2 separate regions of the Homo sapiens genome follow, and region 2 is linked to region 1. The links are chromatin loops, found by intact Hi-C in ENCODE. Cell type or tissue: CD14-positive monocyte. All regions are shown on one strand. Links, peaks and the distances in the headings refer to the core of each region. The heading gives the core; the rest is flanking DNA. Region 1 overlaps TNS3 (tensin 3). Region 2 overlaps TNS3 (tensin 3).

The links. Peaks named below come from ENCODE experiments on the same cell type or tissue, not always from the same donor. Only the 100,000 strongest peaks of a DNase experiment are listed, where the experiment ranks them.
Region 2: a loop joins it to region 1, with 2.8 times the contacts of the local background. A loop is called at or near these places in 2 of 110 quality-filtered maps.

The regions. Positions count from the first base shown.
Region 1 is chr7:47,445,138-47,460,534 of GRCh38, reverse strand. All of the region lies in intron 4 of TNS3 (tensin 3), which reads left to right. Among named protein-coding and RNA genes, the nearest start is that of SNORD151, 12 kb to the left of the region's middle. RefSeq lists an enhancer at 12,685-13,185. In CD14-positive monocyte, for the core only: no CTCF peak of the experiment used is centred there; a DNase peak (open chromatin) is centred at 6,674; H3K27ac peaks cover 3,576 bases.
Region 2 is chr7:47,494,919-47,510,315 of GRCh38, reverse strand. TNS3 (tensin 3) reads left to right here. Exons shown (of 31, transcript NM_022748.12): 3 at 3,372-3,409. Among named protein-coding and RNA genes, the nearest start is that of SNORD151, 38 kb to the right of the region's middle. RefSeq lists enhancers at 5,445-5,945, 6,984-7,580, 7,581-8,178, 12,570-12,649, 12,950-13,069. In CD14-positive monocyte, for the core only: no CTCF peak of the experiment used is centred there; a DNase peak (open chromatin) is centred at 6,825; H3K27ac peaks cover 5,771 bases.

The DNA of each region.
Region 1 (15,397 bases), core at 3,051-11,050:
TGGGAGCTGAAGGTTGCTCCTGGCAGCAGCATTTCCCAAACACCCACCAGGCATCTCAGAGCTTTCAGATGTCGTCTTAGTCAGCTTAGGCTGCCAAGACAAAGCACCACCGTGCGGGGCAGCTGCAGCAATGGGCGGTTATCACCCTCAGTCCTGGAGGCTGGAAGGCTGAGATGAGGGTGTCTGCAGGGTTGGATTCTCCTGAGGGCTTTCTCATTGGCTTGTAGGTGGCCGTTTTCTCCCTGTGTCCTCACATGGCTGCCCCTCTATGTGTGTCTGTGTCCTAATCTCCTCTTCTTTTTTTTTTTTTTTTTTTTTTTTTGGGACAGAGTCTTGCTCTGTCGCCCGGGCTGGAGTGCAGTGGTGCGATCTCGGCTCACTGCAAGCTCCGCCTCTCAGGTTCACGCCATTCTCCTGCCTCAGCCTCCCGAGTAGCTGGGACTACAGGAGCCCGCCACCATGCATGGCTAATTTTTTGTATTTTTAGTAGAGACGAGGTTTCACCGTGTTAGCCAGGATAATCTCCTCTTTTTATAAAGACACCACTCATACTGGATTAGGGCCACCCTAATGGTGTCATTTTAACTTAATCACTTCTTTAAAGATCCTGTTTCCAAACTGTCACCCTCTGAGGTCCTGGGCACTAGGACTTCAACATATGGATGTTTGTGGGAATGCATTTCATCCATTAACAGATGGTACCAGGCATTTTGTCAGTCTCCAGTGGGGAGGAGGACGGTGCTACCTTTGCCAGATATGGTGGGTAATAAATCATAAACTTGAAGTTATGGTCTTGATTATGGAACAGATGAGTCCTCTCTTCCACTGCCCTGCCCCTCCTTCATTAATCAATCAGTTTATAAATATTTATGTCCTGGGGACCTCTGATGCACCAGACACTGGGCCCTGTGTGGGGATATGGAGGCCTGCCGTGGTTCTCTTGTGGGGGAATTTACATTCTAGGACACTCCAGTGGCATAGTCCACTTGGGGCCTGAGACTGACCTGGGAGGGGATGAAGGTGCTTGCAGAGAGGTTTGGAGGTGCCGTTTTCTCCTCTGCTGTGTTCTCTGGGACACTGGTTTCATAACTATCCAGACACTTCAAGTCTCTTTACCTTTGACAAGATAGTTTCTTTTTTGGAAAGGGGATAAAATATGCTTAAATAGAAAAAGATGGAATGGGTTTCATGTTTTGTATGTTTCCTCTTCTCTGGGATGATGCATGTGGTCCTGGAAGTCACAGCACTTTCTAGAGGAAGTCCTAGTGATGTGGACCCCAAAGCACATGGCATCTCTGGGTGTTTATCCCGAGGCAGCCACTAAGGATGTTAACATTTTAAACTATAGAATGTTTCTCATAGCATCATTCATAAGAGTGGGAAATTTGAGACCAAAAAACATGCTGTTAAAGAGGGATTATGTTCCATCTGGATAATTGGGTACTATGCCACTGTTAAAAATTGCAGTGCAGAAGAAAATATAGTGATATGGACATAAAGCACCATTTGGCTTTTAAATAAGTATGGGCGGAAGAAAGTCGCCCGTACTTATTTAGGGGTCCATCCTATCTGGCTAAAGTTGGTTATCTTGGGGTATGGGAGGGAGAGAGAGGCTGATTCTGTCTGCTTCTTTTTGTATATGTCTACTTTCTGAATTTTCTATAACCAAGTAACTTTTATCATAAGAATGAAAGTAGGTGGTACTTGTTATTTAAAAAGCTGGTTCTCAGAGCTAGCCTCTCAAGGGCAGTGAGGCCCTGCTCTTCAGCCACAGGGGTCTACACAGGCTCCTCAGATGGCCTGGGACCTACATGCCTGGGGTCTGACTCCCGAGCTGCAAGCCTGCACCTGCGGGAAGGGATGGGGGGACTGCTTGTTCCTCATGCAGAAGGCTTCGTCTGTGGTTGGCTTGTGCTCACAGGAGGTGGCTTGAGCAGCCCCGTTTTTCACAGCTCATCCCAGCGCAGACTGATTTTATTTCATCTTGTTTTATATTACATTTTATTTTATTATCATTTTCAGATCCAATTTGTACAGGACATCTAATCTCTCTGGGATAGAAATGAGGGAGAAAAAAGGTTGGGGCATCCAGGAGGCACAGCTGTTCTAAATGTGAGCCACTGACTCATGAGGCACTTCCAGATGGAAGCCTCAGAGGTTAGAGGACACATCTGTCCCCATGTTTAAAAGGGAAATGGATGCCCTGTGCTCAGCTAGTGAAGCTGCCCTTTGGCAGAGCCCCAGGTGACTGTCCCATGGCGTGTGTGTGTGGGAGTTGGGAGGAGCCCGTGGGCCCTGGCCTAGAGCACTCATCCTGGGCAGACGTGGCCTCAGCTGACTAACCAGATGACCTTGAACGGGTCAGTTAGATACCAAGGACATTATTTCCTCACCTGTAAGAAATTGAGTAAGATCACCCATGTTTCTGTGTAGTGTAAACGTCATGTATGTGGCATATTGACATTATTTTGGCATGAGACGTACTGTCTCAATAGGTTTTAGGATTGACCTGAGCAGATATACTTCCTTTTTTTGGTGCCTCAGACTATGTCCTCTTCCCAGAGTCTCCTGATAGGCTCAAGCTTCTGCTTGTGAGCTGCTAGGAGCAAGTTCAGGGTGCACCTGAGGACAGTGCTGGGTCCCTGTCATTGTCCCTGTTTTTACAGATGAGGACACTGAGGCGACAGGGCTCACTGACTACCCAGAGTAACCTGTCTGTAGGGCAGAGCTAGGATTTGAGTCAGGCTCCCTGCCTCCAAGTCCTTTCCCATGGTCCTTCAACTGTAATACGCTCTGCCTCTGCAGAAAGGATGAGTGGTGGTAGATGGATGGAGGGCACCATAGTGTGTAGTGGTTGGAGGGGACTGACTTGGAGCTCTATAGAAATAGGGAGCATTCTAGGTGCTTGAGTGGCAGGAAACCATGGTGGTGATGGGTTTTTGATAGCTTGGGTTTCAGAAGTGGTAACGAAGTTAATTTAGTGGAGAAAGTGGGAAGATGAAAGGGAGAGTGATTAGGAGGAGTGGCCTCTTGGAGGCTGTTGAAGCTATTTGGAGTGAGAAGGGCCTGTCTCTGAGATAGGTTGCCTATCCATGACGTGTGTGGAAGTGGGGAGGAGCTGTAGGCCCTGGCCTAGAGCACTGATCAGGTCAATTAGATATCAAGGGCATCATTTCCACACCTATAAAAAGAGAACATTTTAGTGAGGAATTGAGTGAGATCACTCACACATCCCCACTCCATCTTCAGTGGAATTACCCAGCTAGCTTAGAATGAACCATGGTGGCAGTATTTACGCCACAGGAATGGACAGAGGATACATCGAGGTGGTTGCCTCTCCCCTCCCCTCCCCTCCCCTCCCTTCCCCTCCCCTCTCTTCCCCTCCCCTCCCCTCCCCTCCTCCCCTCCCCTCCCCTCCCCTCCCCTTTACCAGCACACCTCCAGGGATAATGATATGGGAAGAATTGAGCCCACACTGAATATTTTAAAAGACATTTATAAAGAGAGATTATCATTTTCTTAAAAGAAAGGGGTAAGGTAGGGAGAAAGTTACTATGATACTGAATTGTCCTACACAATGGGAGTCCTTGGAAGACAGTCTCGTTAATGTCATTCACTAATACTCATAACCTTCAAAAGGGCTGAGAAACACTCAAGGAGGAAGAGCTGAAAGCGTCCTTAAGGAATGGGGACCTGTTGTTACCCAGCTGGTTCTCACTGTTGGAGCTCCAGATGTGGAGGGGGTTGGCTGAGGTGAGCAGCAGGTGTGGGGCAGCGAATGTCTCGTGGGCTGTGTTGTGTGTGTGCTTGCCGGGCCTGCACCTATACGTGCTGGTCCTTGAGCGTTCCCTGTTGCTGTCTCAGCATCATTTACCTCCTCAGCTTCAGGGGACCTGGGTCTGTTGGCCTTGTCTTCCTTCTCCTCACATCCTGAATGGATGCCCTCCTGGCCTCCGTTGATTGCCCCAATAGTAATAATGTAATATACTAGTAAAAGCTGGCACGTGTTGAGCATGTGTGGTGTTCCAGGCACAGTATTAAGCACTTTGCATGCTTACCTTACTTGATCTTCCTAGAACTCTGCATTATGTGCCATTTCCACCCCCATTCCCCAGGTGGGGAATCTGAGGCTTCTAGAGGACGAATATCACGGGGTTGCTGGTGAATGTTTAATAGAGGTTTTCCAGGTAAAAGCTCGGTCGGCAGTGTTTGCTGATTTCTTTGGTATAAATACTCCCCCCATTGCTGATTTCAACCTCCGACCTGATGTCTGGGAAGTGCACCCTGGGCTCCTGGAGCCTGCTGGAGCCACTCCTGATGCCACTAACAGATGAGGTCCAGGTCAGCAGCTGTCTGCTCTTGGGCCTGACATTTCCACCTATGTCGTCCACTGCCCAGTGTTCCCCTTATATTAATCTTGCTGCTGCTACTACCACTAAACCTTGTTAAAAACAATTGAGATTGTGTCACTCCCCTATGCAGAAACTTCTGACACCTTTCATCGTCATGGATTCATCATCTGGCATTTGGGCTCCTTGAGCCCGGGCTTGAGCCTCTTTCTCATGCATCCTGTGAGCATGGCGTGTGTCACTCCTGGCTGCCCCACCCACCACACGCAGTGTGCCTCCATTTCTCTGCCCAGACTCTGTCCTCTGAAGGAATTTGCTCCTCCTGCCCCACCTCTGCCACAGGCGCCCACTTTGTATCAGATGCTTTCTAGCCATCCTGGCCTATCCCAAGAGCTGCCCTGATGGATCTGCAAAGTGGCCGTGGTTTCTAGAGCTGGAGACGAGCTCTTCTTCTCCCAGGTGCCCATCGCCGCCACCTCTGGCACTGCCTTCTCTCTCCTTTATGGGGTCTTAAATGTGTACTTATCCAGCACCTCCAGGACAGGATTCTCATCCATTCAGTTTTCAGTCCATCCTGGTCTTTCCCCTCTGTCACACCTGCATTCTCCCTGCAGTGCCTGAAATGGGCTAGCCCTCCTGCAAATACTTGTTTGCATTTGTGGATATGAAAGGGAAGCAGGGCTGCTCAGAGCCCTCTCTGCTTGTTGTTTCCAGGGTTATCCATATGAATCTGATTATTGTGGGATAAACTCCAGGTTAAGGCTGCTCTGTCAGTGTCAGTGCAATTCATTAGCTCTTCATTCTAAAGCAAAAGCCCTGCTGTGCCCTTCTGGGTGTGGAGGCAGGTATGGTCCTGGTCTGAGTTGGGGTGATCCTCTCAGCATTCTCTGGGCAGCCCCTTTGCCCATCAGAGTTGGCCAGGCTGGGGTGGGTGAATTAGGCCCTTCCCTCAGCCTTGCAAACATTGAGCTATTGTATGGAACCAGCTGGCTGCAGGGCCAGAGACCTATCTCTGTGGCCCATGGTGGTCAGCATCTGTGGGTCTTGCCCCCGTCAGCACCCCCGACATCCCATGTGGACAGGACCAGGTATCTGTATGCTGGGGGTTTGGTGGGGCTGTCCTTGGGATGCCTGTGCTGTGCCCTGAGGGGCTGGTTTCCAGGCTCTCTGCAGGGGGATCTGTGTGAGTTTGGGTGGGACATCTAACAGGACAGAACGCAGCTCTGCAGGGCATACTCCAGAGTGGACTCAGCATACATAACCCCTCCCACCTGCTGCAGGGCACTTTCAGACTCCGGAGATGACTGACATTAACACGGGCTCATTAACAATGTTGTCACCTTCTAGAGAAGGCACTTCCCTCCCAGGCCGCCCTTGCTAACTTGCTCGCCTATGGATGGGAGCCCCCTGCCTGGCTCTGCCTGGCTGGCCGCTGCCTGCAGTTGAGGACACTCCCATTGGGGGTACTTTGAGAGAGCTGGCTCTCTAGGGCTCGGCCTGTTTTCTGTCACCATGAAGTAAGGAATAAACTGGCCTGTCCTCAGGGTGCCACACCCTGCCCAGCTGTTGCCCCCCCAGAGCAGCCCCTCCCCATGGCCTTTCCTCCATTGTAAAATGCGGGAGTTGGACTGGAAACAACACATGCAACCCTCCTCTCTCCCCCAGGGCTGATGATGAGTGCTGCTGGCTTGGGCTTGGTGCCTTGAGGCATCTTCTTAGTCCCCACAGAGATCCTGGGAGGCTGGTGGTGTTGTCAGCTAGTTTCACAGAGGTGGAAACCAATGCTCGGAGGAGTTAAAGTCCTGTTTAGTGTCTCCGGGTCTGATGACTGTGGCCAGTAAAGGGACAGGTGGTCCTATTTTGACCCCCTGCCGTCACTGCTGTGTCTGCCCCTGCCAAATGGTGGGCAGGTGGCAGGAAGCGCAGGCTGCCTTGTGGAGCTGAGCCTGGTCTGAGCAGTGCACCCCTGGCTAGTTATAAACTGGGGCCCCCTGTTTGTGTTCAGCCTGGAAGGAGACACCACGTGGTTTCCAGTGGAATGGGCGCCCCCAGAACACCCTGCCCACTGATAGGGTTATGCTGGGGGCCCAATGAGGCCCTCCCCACCTCCCCTCCCTTGGTCCACTTTTCTATGTGAAGAAATGTTTTCGTTATGAAATAAGTGATAAAAATAAAAGAATGTAAGTGCATGTAAGATGTTACAAAAAAGCACACACAAATCTCCCTGTCAGTTAAAGGGACGTGACTGACCATGTAGTCATGAGATCAGTGAGATCAGTTTAAACAGCTGCCTGGGTGAGTCTAACAGCTGAGGACACGATGTGGCCCGGGCTGGCCACCCTTCCTCTTAGCTCTGAGTGCTAAGTGAGGAAATAAACCCGCCTCGGGCAGGTCCGGGACTCTATGTCACCAAGATCTGCCGTGTATCCGGCCTCCATCTCCCGTTTTGTAACTCAGAACCGTCTGGTGCCTCATTCCCATAACTGAGGTTTCGCTGCATACCTTTCCTTCTCTCTGGCCTGGCCACTCTTGTCTTTAACCCTGTTTTTGTGCTTGTTTATTGGTTTGGTTTTTATTTTAAAAATTTTATTTAGTTATGTTGAATTCATTCGATGAGTCATCTCAAATTCTATTTGGAATGAAGTGGAGCAAAAATGAACTAAGGAAGGAAGTGGTAAAGGAGAGAATGGGGTTGGGGGAGAGGAAGGAAAGAGGGAGGGAGGAAGGCCAGTGGGCATCAGGCATCTGTTACCTGGGATACAGAGGTGAGTAACCTGCCCTCCCAGCAGCTCGAAGTAGGTTTTGTTTTTCCTGGGGGAACTTTTGAGAGGCGGTTCTCCCTAGTGGCTAGTCCCCAGGAAGGCACAGCCACTCAGCTTCCTGGTCAGAAGGCTCTCCCGGAGAGCGCTGTTCTTGTTCCTGTCCCTCAGGCCCTTGGCAGGCTGGCCCTCGGCAGGCTGGCCCTCAGCCCCGGGCGGACATTGTCCTGTGAGCTCCATGCCTGCGTGCTCACCGTGGGGCCGGGCACACCTGCCAGCTGCTCCTGGCTGTGGTTCTGGGGACTCCCACACTCACCAGGCTCTCCCACCTGGTGGGCTATTCCAGCTGCCTCCTTTATGCCCAGAGCTGCCGAGACATTAACACGAAGAGGGGTGTGCTTGACTAAAGCAGGGGAAGGAGCGAAACGTAGGAGGAGCTGTTTCTGGAAGGGAAAAGCAGCCCTGGCCGGTGGTCCCTGCCCAGGCCCAGCACAGTAAGTTCCCAACTCCCCACGTGCCGCCTCTCGGCTGGGCTGGCACTGGGCACTTTGTCTGTCCCTGGCCACCCTCCTCTGTGGCCTCCGGTACTGGCTGCTTTGCAGTGAAGGGGCATTTCCAAGTCATTTTTCCCCTTTCACTTCAATGCTGCAGATGTTCGGTGGGACCTTGTGTCCTAAGAACCATCCGCCCCATCTGCCCCTTCTTGGGAAACTTATTTGTGAGAAGAGCAAAGGGGAGCTTCCGACTTCTTTGGAAATGCTGACATCTCTGTGTCCTCCCTGAGTGTTGCTTACCTCTCCCTGCTGCCAGTCTTCCTGAGCTGCCTCCTTCCATATGGTTCCAAACCAGCCTGAGCTCCTGGCCAGGGAGGCAGGATCCTGTGACTATTTCGTTACAAATAAATAGAGATACAATCTTAGTCTGTTGTTTCTCATAGTTGAACATGAAGGTAAAATGACAAGATGACTTTATTTTAGTTTCCCACCCTCCATGGGGTGTACTTTCTCTGGCAGTTCTTAACGATTGCTGCTTATGTTTAAAAGCATTAAGCAGAAAATCAAGTTGGGCAATCCTGACAATTAATTGGTTCCTGGTATTCTTGTTCTGGAAGGGAAAAAAATGTCTTATTAACTGTGTGGCTTTGGGAAAATCACTTACCCTCTCTGAGCATTGTTTCTCCTACTGTTAAATGGGCATTGTGGTCACAGCTGGTTTTGTGATCTAAGGGGGATCCTAATAACTTGTGGATAAAGTGCATTTCCAGGGCCTCACAGAGGCCTGACACAGAAATAAGATGATGGAATAAGTAGCTAATATTTCTTTGGCACTTATTACTGGCCAGGCACTGTTCTAAGCCCTATGTTTATGTTTCCTTATTTAATCCTTCCAAGAATGCTGTTTCTGTCTCCCTTTTCCAGATGAGAAAACTGAGTCACACAGAGGGCAAGTAAATTCCCAAGATCAGACGGCTTACTCGAGCAGTAGAGCTGGCTGCCTACCCAGGCATTAGTATTACAAAGAGTGTGTGCTGAACCCCCAAGTCGTATGTGCTGGGTGGTGGAGGAATCAATGAAGGATGAACAAATAAATGCCTTGAAATTTGCCAGCTGAATGTTGTTCAGGTTGTTGCCTTTGAAAAAGATTTTACATTTATTTCTTCTCCATTTGCTTGGTGAAACAAAAACAGAATGTGCAGAGGTGTCTCAGCCCAACCTGTTTAATTGTCCTCACCTCACACATGGCCCGGCAGCTGTGATCTGTGTCTCTCGTCACCGGGCTGTTCATAGTCCTGCTTCCTTGTGGATTTATCCGTGGCTTTTGTTTCTTTTGATTTATTTATTTATTGGAGATGGAGTCTCGCTCTGTTGCCCAGGCTGGAGTGCAGTGGCACCATCTCGGCTCACTGCAATCTCCACCTCCTGGGTTTGAGCGATTTTCCTGCCTTAGCCTCTGGAGTACCTGGGACTACAGCCACATACCACCACGCCCGGCTAATTTTTTGTATTTTTAGTAGAGACAGGATTTCGCCATGTTGGCCAGGTTGGTCTCGAACTCCTGGCCTCAAGTGATCCATTTGCCTCCACCTCCCAAAATGCTGGGATTACAGACGTGAGCCACTGTGCCTGGCCTTTTGTTTCTTTTTACAGAGCTGTTTACACTGCTAGTTTTCAGGGCTGGTCAGGCTGCTAGGAGCAGCGCACAGGCCCTGGGGACACCCAGGGGAGCTGATATTCTCTTTGCAGGCTTAGGCCTTGCTGGGATTCCTAACATGACGTCCATAAAAGGGCTGCTTTTTCTTATTTTTTAGACAGCGTCTCAGGCTGGAGTGCAATGACATGATCTTGGCTCACTGCAACCTCCACCTCCTGGGTTCAAACAATCCTCCTGCCTCAGTCACCCAAGTAGCTGGGTTTACAGGCACCTGCCACCACACCTGGCTAATTTTTGTATTTTTAGTAGAGACGGGGTTTCATCACGTTGGCCAGGCTGGTCTTGAACTCCTGACCTTGTGATCCCCTGCCTTGGCCTCCCAAAGTGCTGGGATTACAGGTGTGAGCCACCATGCCCTGCCAAGGGCTTCTTTTCTTTCCTCTTCACCAAAAGCCAGTGAGGACAAGGAGAGGCAGGGAACGGGGTGCCATGTTTAACCTATCCTGGCACTGCCCTGCACCCATATTGGCCCCTGGGTAAGCAGGAGTGAGGGCCAGTGCTAGTTACTGCTTCTTTGGCCAGCCTGGGCTGTAGCTAGAGGCCTGGCAGATAGTGGAGACCTGCTTTCTGCCAGTGGTCAGAGCCCCCCTGGGAAGAGGGATGGTCACCTCTGCTCCAGGGTCTTGGGTCTTAGGGAGGCAGAGATGCTAAGGGGACTGCTTCTTAAAGGGTAGTCTTGGGGAATTATGTGAGAAAACACTTAAAAAATGTGTATTACCGTTTTCAGTACTTGAGTAGGCACAGGGTACTGAGGTCAGCTCAGTGGGTGAGAAAAATCCACAGTTTATAGTCATGTGTATCCAAGTCACACTGTTAGCTTTTACCGAGCTGTCAAGCTGATGCTTAACCACATTGCTATTCTGTGGGCACTGTCTTCCTAAATAGGCCCCAGTTATTCCATGTTATGACCTTGGGAAGGAGCAGATGTCACTGCTTTTCATCCTATTCTTCTTTTAGATAAGCCTGTTAAAGTCAATGGGTACATTTATTTTTGTTAACCCAAAACTAAAGCTAACTAGCTGTCTGTTATTGAAATCTAATAACAGCATCCTCATGCCTCTTCAGATGGCCAGATGACTCCACAGCCACTTTGGGATTAGTGGTTCGTTTCTTCCTTTCTTCATTCTACAGACTGCTGTGCTGGGTGGCTATTGTGTGCAGAGTGCGGCCCCAGAGGCTAGAGATACCTCTGGGAGCTAGACTGCCAGTGCCTCTGCTGGATCCGCATGGGAGGGGGCTGTAGAGCTCAGACGAGAATTCACAGTTAGTTGTTTTCTTGCAGTTGTGGTCGGCACAGTAAAGTAGACCAGGGCTGGGCGTGGTGGCTCACGCCTGTAATCCTAACACTTTGGGAGGCCGAGGCGGGCATATCACCTGAGGTCAGGAGTTCAAGACCAGCCTGGCCAACATGGTGAAACCCCATCTCTACTAAAAATACAAAAATTAGCCGGGTGTGGTGGCGGGCGCCTGTAATCCCAACTACTGGAGGCTGAGGCAGGAGAATCACTTGAACCCGGCAGATGGAGGTTGCAGTGAGCCAAGATCACCCCACTGCACTCCAGCCTGGGCAACAGAGTGAGACCCTGTCTCAAACAAACAAACAAAAACAAAACAAAAAGGAGACCAAAGTAGAAAGGAACATATGACTCAGGTCGGGTAGGGAGATCAGATTATGCTTTGCTGGAAGTTGCCATCTGAGCCAAGTGCTTGAGAAATCACAGGAGTTAACCAGGTAAAGCTGGGATACATGAATGAGGAGCATTCTAAACTGTGTGGTATGTGCAAAGAACCTGGGGCAGGAGGAAGCACAGCAGGTAAGGTAGGGACAGGGAGTGAGGGAGGCACATGAGGAGGCAGGGGCTGGCTCACCCAGGGCTCTGAGGACCAGGCTGAGCACCTGCCTTTCACCCCATGGCAATGGGACGTCAGTGAAGGATGCTCCATTTGAAATGCCGCACTAGCATTAATTGCACGACATAGGCTTGGTTTGCTGCAGCTGACTCTACTCTTCACACTGCCTTCCACCTGCAGGATACGCACCCGTGCCAGGCGCACAGTGCTGAACGTCGAGCAGTGACTTCCCTGGGCAGTAGAGATTCTGTACAGTTTAACTGGATGTATCGGCAACATACAGTGCAAGGCTCAGGGACAATCTGCAGTGAGCAAGGCTGGCTTGTTAGTCTCAGGCAGGCATTGGACATTTTTGTCTTTATTCTGTGAACAGTCTCACAAGGGAGACATCATTGTCCCGCTCCACAGATGGGGTCACTGAGGCTCATGAGTGCCCTGGCCCAAGATTCTGCAGCTGGCAGGTGGTGTGGGACTCACACCCAGGTCTGTCTGATTTCAGATTTCATTACTATACTGTGAGGTTTTGGAAACTGTTGATTTGTTCAAACAAGCAGTCGAAGGACATAGGTTAAAAAAGAACCAAATTCTGGCTGGGAGCGGTGGCTTACGCCTGCAATCCCAGCATTGGAAGCCGAGGTGGGTGGATTGCCTGAGGTCAGGAGTTCGAGAGCAGCCTGGCCAACATGGTGAAGCCCTGTCTCTACTAAAAATACAAAAATTAGCCAGGTGTGTTGGTGGGTGCTTATAATCCTAGCTACTCGGGAGGCTGAAGCAGGACAATCGCTTGAACCCAGGAGGCAGAGGTTGCAGTGAGCCGAGATCGTGCCACTCCATTCCAGCCTGGGTGGCAGAGTGAGACTCTGTCTCAAAAAAAAAAAAAAAAAAAAATCGAATTCCCACCAGAGTTGGGCTCTCATTGATTACAAGCTTGTCTCGAAATTAACCTTCCTGTCAGGTGGGGGCTCCCAGATCCTCAGCTGTGGAGAGGAACATCAAACCAGCTGGGATCCCACCCCACCTGGGGAGGATCCCATGTCTCCCTGGGACGTCGTGGACTTCAAGGAAGTTTTGTTGCAGAGGGAATGGGGCCTGTGTCTTTCACTCTTCCCTCCTCCCTGTGCTCCCCCTCTGCATGCCCCACATGGGTGAGTGCAGAGGAGGCTGCTGGCTTTCTGGTGAGTGTGCTTACTCCTGCCCGGGTGGTGGCCATGGTGTTGATGTGACAGCCAAGGGAGCAGCTCCAGGGATGGCTGCTCTGGAAATGTGCTTTGGCAGTGGCCTTGGGGAATCTCCAGTGGCCCTTTCAGTCCCAGCAGTCCACAGCCTCCCCTCCTTCTGCCAGGGCCCCCAGCCTCCTGCTGTCTTCTCTGCCTTCTTTAGGTGGATGTGCTTGGCTCTTCCCTTGTTCTGCTCCCAGATGTGCAGAAAGACTCTTTGAAGCTCAGGTCTTCCTTCTGATCAGGGCTGTCCTCCTGAGCAAGAAGCCGCAGTTCACAGTGGAAAGCATGGTTCTCATAGAGATACTAGAGCGAGCATCATCACATGTTCTAGAGTTGTCCGCTGGTCTTGGCAAATGGCGCGTGGTGGGGTGGGGCGCTGTGGGATGGGATGAGGCTTTAGGGTAGGGTCTTTAGGGTGAAGCCTAGGGTGTGCTAGGATAGCGCACTGCAGGATGGCGCCCTGCAGGAGGGCACAGCGGGACTGAGAACTGTAGGGTCACTGCAGGACCATGTGCCATAGGGCCACTGTGAAAAGCAGGTTTGCCCTAGTGTGCCATGCGTGGATTGCTAACTCCAAGGTGAGGTCGGGACATGAGCGCACAGTCCTGGAAAGAGGAGGGAGATGAGGCCTAGGCGAGTGGAGGACCTTTCCTGAGGCTGCAGGTGCCAAGCGGTGGACCCTTAACTTGGACCCAGACTGCCTGATGTGGAGCCTGTGTGCTTTGCCATAAGGCTAGGCTACTTTCTCCCAAAAGAGGTGTTTTTGCCTTCCTGCCGCTTAGTCTGCTCTCGCCCACTGCTGTGACACACTAGGAAGTGCTCTGTCCTGGGCAACAGAGCAAGACTCCATCTCAAAAACAAACAAACAAACAAACAAACAAACAAACAAACAAACATATGTGGAACCAGAATGACCCTCCAGGCAGTGCATCTAATTTTTTATCTGAGGAATGCCTCTCCTCACTTTTCACTCACTGACTCAGGGAGTCCAGGACTGGGATGACCTCCAAGTGTTTGATCCACAGCTGTCATTTTACCGGAAGAGAAAGGGAGTTTAGTGACCTCATTGACCTCATTGAGCCCATGGGGCCAGTTTGTCACGTGGCCAGGATGAGCTCCAGGACCTGTAGAAGGAAAATGCTTCTAAAGAGCAGTCTGGCCGGGCACGGAAGCTCATGCCTGTGATCCCAGCACTCTGGGAGACCGAGGCCAGTGGATTGCTTGAGCGTCAGAGCAGCCTGGACAACATGGCGAGACCCCCATCTCTACAAAAAAAAAACAAAAATTAGCCGTATTTGGTGGTACATGCATGTAGTCCCAGCTACTTGAGAGGATGAGGTGGGAGGATGATCTGAGCCCGAGAAGTCACTGAGAGGCTGCAGTCAGCCGTGATCATGCCACTGCACTCCAGCCTGGGCGACAGTGAGACTCAAAAAAAAAAAAAAAAAAAAAAAAAGGCAGCCTGGAACAGGGCGGTCTTTGCAGGCTTACCTTTTGCAGGTTTAACCTTAACCACAGATTCTACCTGGGCCTCCCTTTTCTCTTTCTCTTATTTGGGTGTTGAAGGCTGTGATAAGAGCATGCCAACAGGGACACAGGTGAGGGAGGCATGGGCTGGGCAGAGGCTGGGTGGGAGGCTTTGCTGTCTGGGTTTTTTCACCCTGGAAAACAAGAGAACAAAAGAAGCAACTTGTGTTTCTATCTCATGGAAACTCTAATCACTAAGGGCTTGGATTTGATTGACATTGGCGATAGGGTCCACAAGGAAACCACAGCTTGGGAAGGCTTCTGAGGACGTGAGCAGGCAGCTCTCTTTTCAAAACACCTAGAGAGTGGAACCTTGCCTCTATTAAAAATACAAAAAAATTAGCTGGGCATGGTAGCAGGCACCTGTAGTCCCAGCTACTTGGGAGGCTGAGGCAGGAGAATGGCATGAACCTGGGAGGTGGAGCTTGCAGTGAGCTGAGATCGTGCCACTGCACTCCAGCCTGTGCAACAGCAAGACTCTATCTCAAAACAAAACAAAACAAAAGAAAAAAACACCTAGAGAGTGAGTTTGCAACACAGATTTGCAGGACTGGTGCCTACAAGTAGAGAGAGTTTTTTAAACCTTATATGAGGTTAGGATTTCGGGTTTCTCAGGAGCCAGGTTTAATATAACCTATAGCAAGTTAGTTTCTCAGTCATCCTTCAGTCATGAAATGCATTATGGTGCACACACAGGGTTTAGATTTGTGCAACCCAAGTGTAGGTGTATTGTTTACTTTCAAATAAAGACTTACAGTGACATTGTATCCCTGAGTCTCCTCTTGACAAGCACAGTATTTCAGAAACTCTTGGCGGCAGTTCCAGTTCAGTATGGGGCCTGGTTCTCATTTTAGTCCAAGTCAAAGCAGCTGAGGGGGTTCTACCCCAGTGTGTCAGGGGGACCTGTCATAGGCATGTCCTCTACTTGGTTCCAGATTTAACCCCTGAATGATTCAGGGGGATTTTAGTCACATGAGATCTCAGACGCTGACTTGGAAGTGATGGAAGGGCCATAGTTTCTCTGCCCTTTTTGGCACGGGGCTAGAACAGCTCCCCCAAGCAAGAGTCTTTTATCCTCACTGATGTTCATGTGATTCAGGGGCAGCCTGTGCAGGAGAGGGTGTGGACCACCTGAAAGCCAGGAGATGGAAGGAGAACAGAGTTTTGGTGTCAGAAGGTGCTACTGCAGCTTAACTGTGGGATTCCAACACGTCCGCCCACCAAATCCTCATTTCCTCATCACCATCCCTATGTTACCAACCTGTAACATGTAACATAGGGGTGGTGATGTCTGCTTACTGGGGTTTCTGCTGGGCTCCGTGCAATGCTCTTCAGGGTTGTGCTATGGAAGCTGCTGAGCACCACATGCCTTGGAGGTGGCCAGACCTGTGTTTGCACATCTGGAGGCATGAGGTGGACAGATGCGGGTCTGGGGCTGGGGATTTGAGTGGGTGTCAAGCTGTCTGTGTTTTTGGAGGGT
Region 2 (15,397 bases), core at 2,602-10,601, 50 kb before region 1:
TGTGCTTCAGAGATGGATTTTGGTGCGAAGTTCTTCTTCTGTTTTGCAGCCTCCCTTCTGGCCAGCACCTTCACAGCCCCGAATCCCTAAGTGGTGATCAGGTAATGAGGTCTCCATAGCTTGTGGGCCTGCTGGCTATGGGCTTCTGAAAGCAGACCTGGAACAGGTCAAGATTGGGACACAGTTGTCCAGCACGTGAATCCTCAGTCTCATCCACAAACCCCAGTCTCACATTAGTAAAACAGGCGAAGATAGGTAGCTTCTTTCCAGGGTGTGGTGGAAATTTGGCAATACGCATGCAGTTCAAACTTTTAGGTGCTGAGTGTATTAGCTGCCTGTTACTCGTGTTAGTGCTGCTATTGTGAGACCCTGGTCATGCACAACAGAGACGCTGTCCCTTGAGGAGCTTGCAGCCCATCGGGAGAGATGGACACAGGGAGATCATCATGATATGACAAGCCATGATGACCTGCCATGATGGTTCAGTGGCACAGAAGGGTGTCAACTCAGGAACGGAGGCAGCTGAGCCGGGCCCAGGAGGTGGGTGCAGGATGGCGTGAATGAGGAGGTGAGGTTGGTATGGGCAGGGTTAGGGCAGGCAGGGGTAGGGCAGGCAGGGGGCTGTCTCCTGTGGGCGGCAGGATAGGAAGCTGGGCCTGGGCACTGTTTGATTCATATTTTGTAATATGTCAGAAAGGCAGGGAGAGTATGGCTGGATGCAAACACTGAATTTGATGCACAGACGGGCTGGAGTCCCACCTTCATGGACCATGGCTGCCCCCTTGGCTGAGTCACCCTTACAGTTCCTCCCCGAGAGGTGCTTACGAGGAGCAAGTGCAGTAACATACGGGAAAGTATCTTGTACACTGCCTGGTGCGGTGCTGACCAGAGCTGGGCCACGGATAGATTGACGGTGGACTTGCTACTCTGAGGATTATCCATGCTGCTGACAATCGAGTGTGAAGTCCTAGTCCAAACATTTGTAAAACTTTGAGGGTCACTTGTCTACATACCAGAAACAATGGCCCTGCCTCTCAGGATTGTAGTCTTGGCTCATGGGCAGTTTATATGATTTCACTATGATAATTGAATTTAATGATTTTGCCCTACAGTGCCGATGGCTGTCTGGTGGCCGAGTAGGCCACCCACCATGAATGTATCATACCACTGCCACCCTTGCACTGACCAGGGCCATTTTTTTGTGTTGAGTTGGCGTGTTGCATGACAAATGATCCCCAAAGTTAGTACCTTAACATAGCAGTAAGCATCTGTTATCTCCCACTGTGTCAGTGATCAGGAATTTGGGACACAGGTGACTGGGCAGTTCTGGCTCAGGGTCTCTGGAGAGGCTGCACCATCTGAAGGCTTGGTTGGGGTTGGAGACCAGCTTCCGAGGTGGCACACTTCTGTGGCTGGGAAGCTGGGGCCAGCTGTTTGTGGGAAGCCTCAGTTCCTCTCCATGGGGGCCTCTCCACAGGGCTGCTTGAGTGTCCTCACAACATGGCATCTGGCTGTCCTCAGAATGAGTGATCCTGGAGACCAGGACAGAAGTCACGATGTCTTTTAGCCACAAAAGTCACACACCATCTCCTCTGCCAGGTTGCACTGTCACACAGCCCAGCTGATTCACTGTGGGAGGGGGCTATACACCAGCATGGGGGCCAAGAGACGAGGTCACCCAGGCCATCTGGAAGGCTAACCGCTGCATGATGTCGTGGTCCTGTGACATGCTGCTAGACGTGTGTGGGCAGAATTCTTTGCCTGACTCTCACTCAGCCAGAGGCCAGAGGCCTGCCCACCGCCCTTCTCCTTATCTCAGTCCTTTGTGCTGGCCTCTGCTGGGGATGGTTTCTGTCTGGACTTTTAATCTTGTGTGGAAGCCCCTTGTTTCCCAATGGCAAGTCTCTCTTGATTTGAAAATCACTGATCACCTTTGTGTGTTTTGCCCATCAGAAGGTGTAGGATAAATACATGTCTTTGTGAATAATCTTACAAACCTCAAGGTATAGAATGACAATTCAGCAATTCAAAAATATAGATCATACAAAGATAACAACCTAGCTGTAACTACTGGAGTTCTAATAATTGCCAGGCAGTGGGCAAGTGACCTTATCTGTTTCATCCTCATTCAACCCTACACAAACCTTTTTGACTTTGACACATCATAGAAAACAGAGTGCAGGAGGGGGAGTGAGACATTGATTAAATTCACGGGGTGTTGACACGCAGAGCTGGGATGTGGGGCCCCTCTCCCTGACTTCTGAGGCCTTGGTCTTCAGGTCCCACACACTTCTGCATGTGGACATTGCTTTCTAGTTTCAAAGCAGGGTCCCTTGAAGGATTCCATTTGACCCATGATAGCTCCGTGGGAGGAAGCAGAGACCCAGCTTGAGGGGCAGAGCCTGGATAGGAGGCTTTGGTCACTGTTCCCCAACCCAGGTCTCTTTCCCTCCTCCCACAGCTGTCCCTGTGGGCTGGCAAACGTGGGGGAAGGGAGGGCATGTACCCGACGTTCCCTTGGAGCTGGCACAGGAGGCTGTGTTGGGATTATTAGGTGTTGTTGCTTCATTTCTCTCTCCCTGTCCTGCAAGGCCTGCCTGCAGCATGCCCGTGGTGCTCGTGGGGAGGTTTATGCCTCATGATCACAGCTGCAGCCTCTGGGCAGAAGGGCCTGTGAAATCCGCATTGGTTCCAGCTCTGCATTGCATTGTTAGGGCCTCCGAAGGGACACAGGACTCGCTCCGTTCACACAATGGCCCCTCTGGAAGGATTCTCCTATAGGAATTTAGACATGAATTTATTCTGACAGTCAGTTCTCAGGTTGGCCGGAAGTGGAAGCACTTCCGAAATCCAGATGCACGACTTTCTCACAAATTTAAAGGCTCCCATCCGGTCTTTCATGGACACTTTAAATTCTGATTCTTAAGGGGCATCTTCCAGTTTCTCTTCTTTTTTCAGGGATCAGCTATAATTTCTGGGCACACACGAATGCATTCTGCTGCTGAAATTCACTATTCTTCTTTAGGGATCCAGTTCGGCTGGACGTACATACCCCTTGAAAAACCAATCTGCTCATGACCCCTTGAAAAACCAATCTGCTCATGACCGTGCTCCCAAGACATTCCTACCTGAGCCACCTGAGCTGTTGCTAACAGACAACAGTTGTAACTCTGCTCTTGCACACCATGTCCTCACTGCCTTCTGTCCACACTGCCGTGTGTCATATGTAAAAATCTCTCTCGTGCCAGAGAGAGGCCACCTATGGGATCTTCAAGCCAGAGACTCTGAAGGATTGAGAGGGTTTGAAGATGTAAGAATTCTTGCTAGAGAGACTGCTTGACACACATTCTTTCTCTTTTTTTTTTTCCCAGCCTGCAAGTATTCCTGCCACAAGAAATGTGAAGCCAAGGTAAGCATTCCGTTGCTTTCCCATGGGACTTTTTATAGCTGACTTGGCCTTCATTGAATGATATGTGTGGGGGGGCCTCTTTGGACTGCAGCCACGGAAAGAAAACTCTTTAGGAAAGCCAGGGCTGGGGTACGGTGTATACTTTTCATCTCAAGGATAAACCAAAGAGCTTTGAAATCCACGGTTTTGATTATGGAAAATAATTCTTAAGAATTTGATTTCAGATAAGAATTCAATAGTTGTCCCCTGGCCACATCAACAGCTCCTTCTCAGTGGCACATGGTCCCTGGTTTCTCACTGCCTTGTCATACTGCCTCTCGGTGGAGAGAGGGCAGGAGCAGGGAGGTCCAGGGCATTCCCCTGGCCTGGAGACTTTTCTGCCTCATTTTGGAGATAGTTGTGCATAGACGGATTGGGGTTTTCAGCTGCCACGGAAACCTGGGAACCCTGGAGTAAGGTTTAGTGATGTTCACTGAGGTTTGTGAGTCTCTAGAGAGGTTCAATTGCCCGATGGCCTCTATGACCAAAGGAGGCCTGGCTATGTCCTGTTGGGCTTAGGGTTTTGGTGAGTGGGGAAGTGAGGTGGCCTGGAAGTGCCGTGTGGGAAGTGACAGACACCCCAAGGAAGAAGCACATGGTTTTCTACGTTGTCTTGGTGCTCGCACCTTCAGATCTCCTGGGGATGGTGGCTGTACTTACGGAATCCCCAAGTATGATTTGGGTCTGCAGTCGGGGTGTCAGCAGTGTTTTGCCCCATCTACTGTTTGGCCCTGCCTATGGGGGCTCTGTAGGTGCCCTGACAGGTTGTCCCCATGGCTGTAGGTCCAGGGAAGAGGAGTTTTAGAGTCTTGGGATTTTGCTACTGTTACAGACCTCATGGGTCAGCTGTTTTGATCATTTCCAGCCCTGCCTTCGGCTCCGAGTGGAAGGCTATGCTGGAAGCTGACTTCATGTTACCATGAACTCACTGCATGTGGGTCTGTTTTCCATGTGAGGACTAGGGCGGCTGGTTTCCCCGACCCTCCCGATCTCAGGCATACACAAACACACACATGAGTAAATACACACATGTGCATGCACATAAATACACATGCATGCACATAAATACACATGCACACAAACACATTTGTGCTCACACGCATACATGCATATGTGTGCACAGAAATACACACACACACACACACACACAAAGTTGGAAGAACTAGACTAGTATAGCTCTATTTCTTTTCTCCCAAGAGACTTTTTAAAGTCTTCATTATGGAGAATGCCGAGCACGTGCAGGAGCAGAGAGGATGGCACAGGGCCTTGCTGCCCCCTTCCTGAACCCCAGACCAGCAGCCCCTGTGACCTGGCCACACCTCCTTGCTGGCTGCCTCCTTCAGATGTCATGTGGGGTGCACTTCTCGGGCCTCCTGGGGGCTGTGTGGAGCGCTTCTCCTCTTGCTTTCCACCCTGCTCTGGAGAGGGCTTCCCCTTTTCCAGAGGAGTGGGCATTTCTTGTTCACACACTCCTAGGCGTAGCTGATTTCTGACCGTGGTTTATTTGAGGTTTTTTGTCCACAGATAGGCTCCTTTCCTGGGGTGCTGTGCACCTTCAGTGGTGTGGGAGCAGTGCTTCTGAATGCAGTGGTGAGTGGGAAGATTGTACCTTTGGGGGAGCATTTCAGACTTGGAGAGCTTCCCCCTCCCCTAGGAGGACTGGGATGTGTTGTCCCTCACCCCTGTTGTATGGTGCCTTTGTCCGCATTGCTTGCACCTTGGGTCGGCTGCGGAGTAGGAGGAGGGGGTGGGCTGCTTGTCCTGACTCTGTTGTGGGCCCAGCCACCTCTGAGCCACAGCCGCAGAGATGAGCCTGCTGTTGTTCCTTCCATTTCTTAAATGAAGCCTGTCGCCGGCTGCTTAAGGGATTGAATTCTTTGGTTCAAAGTGTATTCCAAAATCCTTAACTATCACTGAATATGGAATTTCTAACGGCAGCAATTGGCAGTTTGCTGAGGGATGGATAAGCTCTTATTCCTATCAGATCACAGTGTGGGGAAATATATCCGTGTTCATTTTTTTTATAATACAGCTTTGAACCACAGGGGAGAAAGCCCCTGGCAATAACAAAGCACCTTCTCATTCCAAAAATATAATGCCGTCGTTGTTGGGGATATGAGGGCCATAACTCCCCAGCTGCTCCTGCAGGGTATGTGGCTAAGGGAGCCGCTCGGTCTTCCAGGAACTGAATATGGCTGTGGCTTCTCCCACATTATTGCACTCGGCTTTTGAGTCCTTCATTACTGTGTTTACATATATTGCCCAGTGGGCTCCTTAGACGCTGCACTCAGATTGCTCAGGCAAGTATGAAGCCTTGGTTCAGCTCATAGGCTTTGGTCTGGCATCAGACCCAAGACTGGGTGGTAGCGTGTGCTGTGTTAAACCCCCTCGATGGTGTTCCCCTCTGTGTGGGAGCACTTGCGCCTGTGTCTACAGGCTCCACACATGCCCTGGAGCATGTGGCTGGTGTGTGGTGGTGCTGTTGATCTGCTGCTGTCAGTGACATTGTCACAGGCTCCTCCCATCCAGGCCCTCAGAGCCCCTTCTGTGGCACTGACAATGTGGAGAAACCATCCTGCAGAAATGGGGACCGAGACAGCAGCTGGGGACCTGCCTCAGGCAGGGAGGCAGAGCCATCGTTGGGACATTTTGAGAAGCGCCAAAAGACTGCTATCACTCTCTTCTTGAGCCATTGGACAGTATGTCCTCTCAGGCCAGGCCATGCAGCTCAGTGGATGGATGGAGGCAGAGACCTGGACTTGGATCCCAGTGGGGCTTTTTGTCTCCTGAAGCCTTTCTAGTCCCCCTTGCTATGGTCTTGATGTTTGTGTCTCCCCCAGATTCCTGTGTTGAAACCTGACCCCCAAGGTGATGGTAGCTGGAAATGGAGGCCTTTGGGGAGATGATTAGGTCGCGAGGGTGGAGTGTCTATAAATGAGATTAGTGCCTTTATAAAAGGGACCCCAGAGAGATCCCTTACCTCTTCTGCCATGAGCATACATGGCAAGAAGGCACCCTCTATGAACCCTGAAAAGGGCCCACACCAGACACTGAATCTGCTGGTGCCTTGATCTTGTACTTCCCAACCCTAGAACCTTGGGAAGTATATTTCTGTTGTTTATAAGCCTCCCAATATTTTGTTATAGCAGCCCACATGGACTTAGATAGGCCCTGAGCCTCACTTTCTTCCTGCATAAAAAAAGTGAATAATAGGTTTCTGTAATAAACAGAAAAATAACTTTCTCTTAGCTGTTGGTTATGTTAATACTTAAGTTTCAGGGAAGTCACATAATGTATGTACAATCACTTGAAAGTTTGGGATTTCAACTGTTTTGCTTCCTGGAATGCAGTGCTTATTCATGTGAGCCACATGAGCTGTGTGGGCATCATGACTTGCTTTTTTCCTGGCTGTCACTTGACTTACTGGCAAGAGTGAAAAAAGAAGTAGGAGAAATGAAGCAGTTGTAGGAAAGCAGATGTTGGGGAGGGGAGAAGGGGGAGGAAAGGGTGGCAGGTGGTGCCCCCCTGAAGGAAATGAAGGGGAGCTTAGGCAAGCAGATGGAGGCATGGGAATCCTATCCTTGAAACCTGCAGCCTGGCATCATGGTGAGATGCCTCTTCCGCCTCTGCCCACTTGCAGACACATTTGCTCCTTAGAGTTGCACTTTGTGTAGGGTATTGAGTATCATCTTGAATCATCAGAGGTGAAATGGACCTGCAGATAATTTTTTTGTAAACTTAAGACCCCACGTAGGGACCATACGCAGGAGTTAGTGAGGGGAACATGCGCAGGAGTAATGTTGGGGAGATGCCCTGCACAGGGTCCCGATGCGCAGCTCCCCCTTTAATCCAGGAAAAACACAGAACCTCCTACCACCTGGGCTCCAATGCTCTCAGACCCCCTGGCTCATCCTCAGCCTTTGCAGCCTGGCTGCGAAGGTCCAGCTTGCTGTTTCTCTCTCTGCATGTGCCTCGGTTTGCACCCTTCTTGGATATAAAATACAGGAGTGCTGGTGTTGCCTCCTTGCTGAGTCTGTAGAAGGAGAGTGCAGCAAGAGGAGAGAGGTCCCAGGCTCTGTCCAGCCTCTTGGCTCCTGCAGGTGGCCTCAGCATCTTCTTCCACTGTCCCGGTGCTACGTCTGGGCACTTGCCAAGCCAGGAGCCTTTCCCCGCTCTCCAGCTGGCTGCTTGAGGGAGAGAGAACTTTGTGATAGGCTTGCTGCTCTTTTTAAGCTGAGACTACAGGAGGTCCTGGGGAAGTCAGCGGAACCCCCTGCTGCCCTCATCGCCTGCTGCCCTGGGGGCCTTTGCTGGGCTCTCCCATCAGGGATCCCCATGTCCTGGCTGCGGCTGATGCAGGAGCTTTTTCACTTCCACCAGACAGGCCCAGGGCAAAGACTTGGTCCTCTGCCATGGAAAACACGGGACCTAGAGTTTATGGCTTCTTCAGAAACTGTCCCTAGACATTCATCCTGGGCGTCAACAGACGCTCAGTGGCCTAACTGATAAGTTTCAACCATTAACTTCTGTCTGGCAGTTAACTTTCATCTTCAGATCACTCCTTTTCTCTGCATGCTAAGAGCCGCAGCTGCCGTGCAGTGGGATACGGGCCTGCTGGGTCCCAGGGATTGACCTCTCCAGCCCCCTCTCCCCATTGTCTGATGAAAAACCTCGAGACCCCAGGGAGGTGAAACAACTTACCTATTGTCACCTAGCTTCTGGGCCCAGAATTCATGGGCGTTGCATTTCAAAGTTCTGATTTTTGCTGTTCCATGTGTTCTTTTTGGTGCTTTGCCATCTTCATGTATCAGAAATGGAGCTGAGGTTTGTGTGGGTGACTTTAGCCCACCTTGCTCGTATGCCTACAGAACCTACTATGCCTCTTGTGAACTCCAGCTCCAGGGCCAACTTCTCTAAAACACGAGTTGAGCGTCTCTCCCGCTTGGCTTGGGGCTCACTCCTCTTGGGCTGCATCTCTATTTCTCTCTCATGAAATGATGCCTGAGAATTCTCTGACTCCCGCATGGCTCAGGCCTCTTCTTCCCCATGAAGGCTCTGCTCATACATCCGTGGCATCTTGTCCGAGACTCCCAGTCCTCCCACGAGACAGTGAGCAGGGGCAGTATCTCTCCCCAATTCCCATAGCTCTTTGCAACCCTGCAGGGGCCTCGGCTGTCGCAGCTGTGCGTTTCTGTTTTGGACCTTCTCACCCGTGCACAAGGAGGGAGGCTGTGGGAGCTGCTGCTTTGCTGACCCTGAGCTCTCGGTTACTGCATTCTTTGAGCCTGTCTCATCTTCCATGTCCAGACCTTACCCTGTCTAGGGCCCCAGAGCCTCCACTCTCCAGCATCCCACCAGCCAGCTCCGCTCTGCTCAGGGCAGGGGCCTGTCTTTCCTGCCAGCACACAGGCCACGGAGGCTGCAGACTCTCGTCCCCACCTTCAGCAGGGTTGGTGCTCCCTGGGCTGTTGGTGGAGGATGGAATCTGGTGAAGCTCATTGCCACAGCTTTTAAGGTTGGGGTGTCAGCTTTGACCTCCCCAAAAGGTGTAAGTAGTGGCCTTTCTTCATATGGTCTTCACTAGGAATGAATGATCTGAATTTGCTAGTAACAAGGCCTAATAAATTCTTTCTTTCTCTCTTCCTTTCTCCCTCCCTCCCTCCCTCCCTCCCTCCCTCCCTTCCTTCCTTCCTCTCTTCCTCCCTTTCTTTCCTTCCTCCCTTCCTCTCTTCCTCCCTTTCTCCTCTTCTCCCTTTCTCCCTTTCTCTCTTTCTCTCTTTCTGTTTGTCTTTCTTCCCTCCGTCACCCGGGCTGGAATGCAGTGGTGCGATCTTTCACAGCAACGTCCACCTCTTGGGTTCAAGGGATTCTTCTGCCTCAGCCTCCCAAGTAGCTGGGGTTATAGGCGTGTGCCAACACGCCTGGCTATTTTTTTTTAATTTTTATTTTTAGTAGAGACGGGGTTTCACCATATTGGCCAGGCTGGTCTCAAACTCCTAACCTCAAGTGATCCACCCACCTTGGCCTCCCAGAGTGCTGGGATTCTAGTGTGAGCCATTGAGCCCAGCCAGGACCAATACGTTTTTCATAACCAAAAGGAAAATCCCTGGCCCTGCGTGTAAAAGCTCTTTTGTTGTTTGTGAGTTCATCTCTTTCCTGCCCCTATTTGTACCCTTTACAATAGCTTCAGGAAGATGGTTACTCCCTCTGAACTCAGCTTCTTCATTTGAGCATAGGATTTTTAGGGATGTCATGAGATACATCTCTCCATGTCCAGCCTGTGCAGAAGGAATGCCACTCAGTCAGCGCTGTTGAGGGATCTGCAGGACCCTGCCGAGTGCTTTAGATATGCTCTGTCATTTACTCGTCACACTTCTGTCTGAGGAGGCTTGTTCTGCTCCCTCTTACAGGTGACAGGGCTGGGACCGAGCAGTTGCATCTCTTGCTAAAGCCTGCGATGGTCCTGCCCCAGCTCACGCGGCCAGCACGGGCTCTGCCTCTCTCTGCCGTCTCAGTAAATGTTTACACGGGCATCCCTTCTCCTCCCTCCCCACTTCTTGCTCTAAGGGCGGAGGCAGTTAATTTTTAAGCCAGCCAGTTCAGCAGACATTTCCTGAGGGTAGCTCTCGGCCGTGCACAGAGCTGGACCCAGATGCAGCGTGCTGTCCACAGGGAGCTTCTGTCTGCAGCCCCACAGGACGAAATGAGAGTCTGATTCTGCCAGATGATTGCAGGTCTCCACCTATGTTTGCCAAGTGTGTGTGTGTGTGCGTGTGTGTGTGTGTTTTAATGTTTGACAGCTTTTAAAATGGTTTTTAAAATTAGAAGATGTTATTTTTAGAGCAGTTTCAGATTTGCCGCAAAATCGAGGGGAAAGAACCGAGGGCTCACACACACGTGCTTACATGTACACACGCATGCATATTCACGCACAGAGACACACACTCTCCTGCCGTCAGCATCGCCGCACCAGAACAGCACATTTGTTAGAATTGATGAGCCAGTATTGATGAGTCCACAGTCTACGTTAGGGCTCACTCTGGGTGTTGTACATTCCATGGGTTTGGACAGGTGCATGATAAGTGACATCCACCATGACAGTACCGTATGGAGTAGTTTCGCTGCCCTAGAAATCCTCTGTGCCGCGCTTCTCTCTCCTGCACCCCGGCAGCCGCTGACCTTTTCACTGTCTTCATAGTGTTGCCTTTTCCAGAATGCCATAGGGTTGGAATCATACATGTGTAGCCTTTTCAGATGGGCTTCCTTCACTTGATAATATGCATTTAAATTTCTTCCCTGTCATTTCTTGGCTTGATAGCTCATTTCTTTTCAGCTGAATAACACTCTGTCATCTGGATGTGCCACAGTTTACCCTCCATTCACCTACTCAAGGTGGGTACTGATTGGTGGCTTCCATGTCTTTCTTTTTTGCTAGTTGTCACTACTGTCAGAAGAACCATGAAGCATCCTTAAATTCTGCTCTTTTTGAGGACACTTTTATTCCTTTTCCTGTAAGATCCCTTTTCTGGTAGGCTGTCCTCACCAATCATTTTTGACTCATTTTAATTAGAAAGTCACTTTACACATTAACACCTTACTAGAGGCATGTTTATACCTGTGTCTCTTTTTCTACTGGGAACTATTACTCCTGACTCCCAGAGTCTGGGAAGTGGCCCCACTGTGTGAATCCCATCAGCCAAGGCCACCATGTGGGCTCTAGGCTCACTCTCAAAGTCAGCAAGCCACATTTGGCTTTTCATGTCAGCACAATTATACTTTGTACAAAAGAATTAAGGTTTCTAAATCCCTAGTAATCTGAGCCTCAATCAGAGGCATTCATTGTGGACTTCTAGGCCTTTCTTGGACTCGAAGGTGGCCAGCAGGACCAAGCCACTGTCAACTGAGGAAGTGCGTCAGCTGGGCGACACCAGCTGCCAGCAGCTCGGGGCCTTGCCCTGTGGGGCTCTGCTCCTTGCACCGTCTCGGCATCTGCGGGGCTTTATGGTGACCCTGCTGGCATTCCACAGGCTGGGAAGTCACTGAGTTCGCCACTTTACACCAGAGGAAACAGGTCTTTGAAACTGGTGGTGACCTTTGGCCGGGCTGACGGGACCATGTTGGCTGTCTGGTTATGAGTGAAGTTCTCGCCCTGTGATGGCAGGTTTGTTTTTTAGTGCGGCATAAGTGTAAGCTATATTTGTGTAGGAAGTCCTAGCCCTGCCCCAAAAAGAGGCCAAAAGAGAATTATGATCTTTTGAAACAAGATATTTGTTTTAAATAAATAATATAATTTTAAAATGTATCCTGTGTTTTCTCTGAATCATCAGTTTTCATTCCACATTGTGTTGTAACAGATGAAACAACACATACCTGGAATGAATCTGCACCTATTTGCCACATCATTTTAACTACGTGGCCAGTAACCTAATTAGCAGCTCTGCAGCCAGCATCTGTATCTGTGTCCTGGGCAGGAGGCTAGAAGGTGCAGCCGGAGGGAGAATGTGGGTCCCTGCATCCTGCACGTGGCTCAGGCCAGGCCTGTCTGCCTTGACTCTCGGCATCTGTGAAATGAGGGTAACTTTCCATGGCACTGTGGTTACATGGGAGGGTAGGAGGCTGTTGGCAAGGGCACCCCGTGCCTGCAAGTGTGTTTTATTGATTAAACTAGGGCTTTCGAGGTGCCCTGGAAATCTTCTTCTGAACCCCACCTCTGTGTCTTTTGACCAGTTCTAACCTGAGAAAGAAGCTCTCCCTGCAGAACCTCCATTACTTGAGAAATAATTTGGACAAGCGTGCTGTTGGTTAAGGTTCACTCCCCACCTCCACCCTGCGGGATGTTGTTGGGTGTCTGTTTACCAGGGGTGTCACGGAGGAGAGAAGGGGCCAGCTGACCTCATGCAGCCAGGCTCTGATGACAGAGTGGGACACCCAGAGAAGATGAGGCCCCTGAATTCAAAACAGATGCCACTTTCATGGTGACAGTAATGAATGTTTGAGTGACTGCCCTGACTGGGTCAGATAGACCAGGGTGGGGAGCCCGGTCCTGGAGGGAGCCCCATATAGCTCGAGGGGCAGGGGACAGAGCAGCAAGGCCAGGCATCCATGGGCACACGTCGCTCCAGTGTAAACAAAAACAAAAGAAAAGAGCACGCGGTGAACATTTCCTGCTCTGTGTGTGTGTGTGTGTGTGTGTGTGTGTGTGTGTTCCATACGTGAAACTCTGTACTAGGCGAATACTTATTTTCTCTTGCCTGGCCTCTTTGGGAGAACAGAAGTACAAAATGGAAATTTGCATGTGTAGCTCTCAGAAGCAGCTTCTGAAACTTTGAGGACTCATAAAAGAGAAGAATGAATAACAGACCTGGGTCTGGATCCTGACTCTGCTTTGTCTTACCCATGTGACCTTGGGCTTCAGTTTCTTCCTCTATAAAACAGGAATTAACCCCTACTAAGAGGACTGCGGAGAACTGAATTCAACAGCTCCCCAAGCACAGGGCCTGGTGGCTTCTGCAGGAGTGCTCTTTTCCCCTTTTAATACCTTAATCTGCATCATTGTATTAGGAATCACTGTAGATGTCTACAGTGTCAGTTGCTGGAAACTACTCTTTCTGCAGTTGTGGTACTGACGCTAGTAGATTTATTTCATGAAATGTTGCCTACCGCTAGCATAAATCACTATGCATTTTATTTATTAACTGTTAAATGACAAGAAAGTATATATATTTTCTAAATTTTCTTCTGAGAATGGGGTCTGCTCTTTTAAGCAAACAAATTCCATTTAGTGGGCTTAATTAGTGCCTCAGACTTAGCCTGAGGCCCACCTGAAAGTGGTTCCATATGGCTAATGGCAGAGCCGTGGGCTTAATATTTTCTGACACTGGAATCCAAGTGCCTCTTGCTCGATGCTGCCTTGGTTCTGGCCAGCTCTGTGACCTTTCCCCTGACTGGCTGCCCTTCTTTCTACTCCCCCCAGCCTCCTGCATTTGCACAGGCTCACCCTGCCTTGGCTCACCCCACAGAGGACTTCCGTAGTCCTGGCCCACATCGCTGCAGCCAGGGTATCTGGGCCTAGGGCAGAGCTGGGTGCTGCAGGTGTCCCTGCCTGCTTGGTCTTGGACTTCTGATGTGATTTCCCACAAGCCCCTGACGAGCAGGTACAGATGCATCCCCAGCCCTCCGCCTCTCTCACCTGTGCCTGGCGTTCTGTACTGCGTGTGCGTGGACTCTCCCACTCAGACTCTGTTTGCGTTGGCCACCATCGCTTTTACTCCCGCTTCTCTTGAAACACGTTCTGGCCGGTGGTGTGCAGATGAGGGTTTATACCCTGCTGGGGGTGCAGCGGGCTGATTGGCAGCCTCTGCTGATTCCCCTGGTGAAAATACCTCACCTCCCCCCGCCTGCTTCCAAGCTACCAGCCTGACATTAATCAGCTTGAAACACTCCTGAAAATGCCATTTGGCTCCAGCACCTCCTGCCCATCAGCTCTGGTCACAGGGGAAACGTCCCTCCTTCCACACATGTGGCCCCAGGTGCTCTTTCTGCTGACTCTGGCTGCCATCTGCAGGAGCCCTTGGCCCCTTTCTAGAAGACCCCAAACTCTGTATTCCCCTGTGTGAGCTCACATCCTGTTCAGTGATGTCCTTTTTTGACGTGCTTATCTTACTACCCCTTTTTTCAGACCACCATTCAGTTTTTGAACTGCTCAGAGTCTATAATGTATGCTTCCTCCCATTATCCTGTCACCCCTCCTCCAGGCTCACTGGGGTCCTCTCCTCTCCTCAATCCAGGGCCTCTTCACCTCTGGGCTTCTGGGCTGGGTGGCATCGGGGCCTCTCCCCAGCCCTGTGGCACCGTGTGCTCCTTCTGGATCACAGCTCTTCCTCTCTGACCCTGCCTCTGGCTCTGTCCAGGTTAGAAATCCACTTGTCATAATGTGTGTGGTTTCGTCCACTGCTCTCCTGAGTGGTCTGTCCTTACCCCTTCCCTCTGCCGAGATGGAGGAGGAAGGTGTGCTGCAGTTGGGGAGCTGCAGAACGGCCTGTTCTCTTTCAATGTTTAGACACCATATGCAGTGCATCTTTTTAAAATTTCTACTACAGTCATTCTTCCACATGGATGCCACCCACCCTGGCATCTAGCAATGTCATCTCTGCAGAAGCTTATCTCCGGGACTTTCTGGCAGTCCTGGGCCCTGGCTCTGGCTGGGAGACTGCATTCTGGCTCTGAGTGTAGGTTCCCAGTGGGATCTTGTTCCTGAGACCTCTCTATGGCCCGTTCAGACTCAGGTCTTCCAGAGCCTGAGTTCAGGCTGGGAGAGGTGTTGGAAGCCCGCCCCTGTTGGGACATAACCATCCCTGTCAGGCTAGGAGAGACCTCTGCAGGCCTCGTCCTCAGGGCGGGGGTCGTGGCCCTGTGCCCACCATACTTCCAGATACCCCACTCTGTCTCGTGCAGCCCCTGCCCCAGACGCTGCCCTCTCATGTTGTCAGCGTGTGTGTCCATGAGTCTCAGCCCCCTAGACCACAGGACAGGCACTTAGTTGATGTGCGGCACTGAAGCCTGTGCTCTCTGGCGACTGCACCAGTGTTGCTGTGCATGCGCCTTCATGCCTCTCATTGAGACATGGCTTCACGTTCCATGGGGAGAAGAACGTTTCTTTTTTTTTTTTTTTTTTTTTGAGACGGAGTCTGGCTCTGTCGCCCAGGCTGGGGTGCAGTGGCGCAATCTCGGCTCACTGCAAGCTCCGCCTCCCGGGTTCACGCTATTCTCCTGCCTCAGCCTCCCGAGTAGCTGGGACTACAGGCGCCGGGGAGAAGAACGTTTCTAATCAAACCGCTGGCTTTATTTTTGTGGGGCTACTTCTGAAGGGTAGGTTTCCTAGTGAAGCCCCCATTTCTTCTTTTTTTCAGCCACATTTTTATCAGCGGGGCCAAAACCCATAACGAAGCA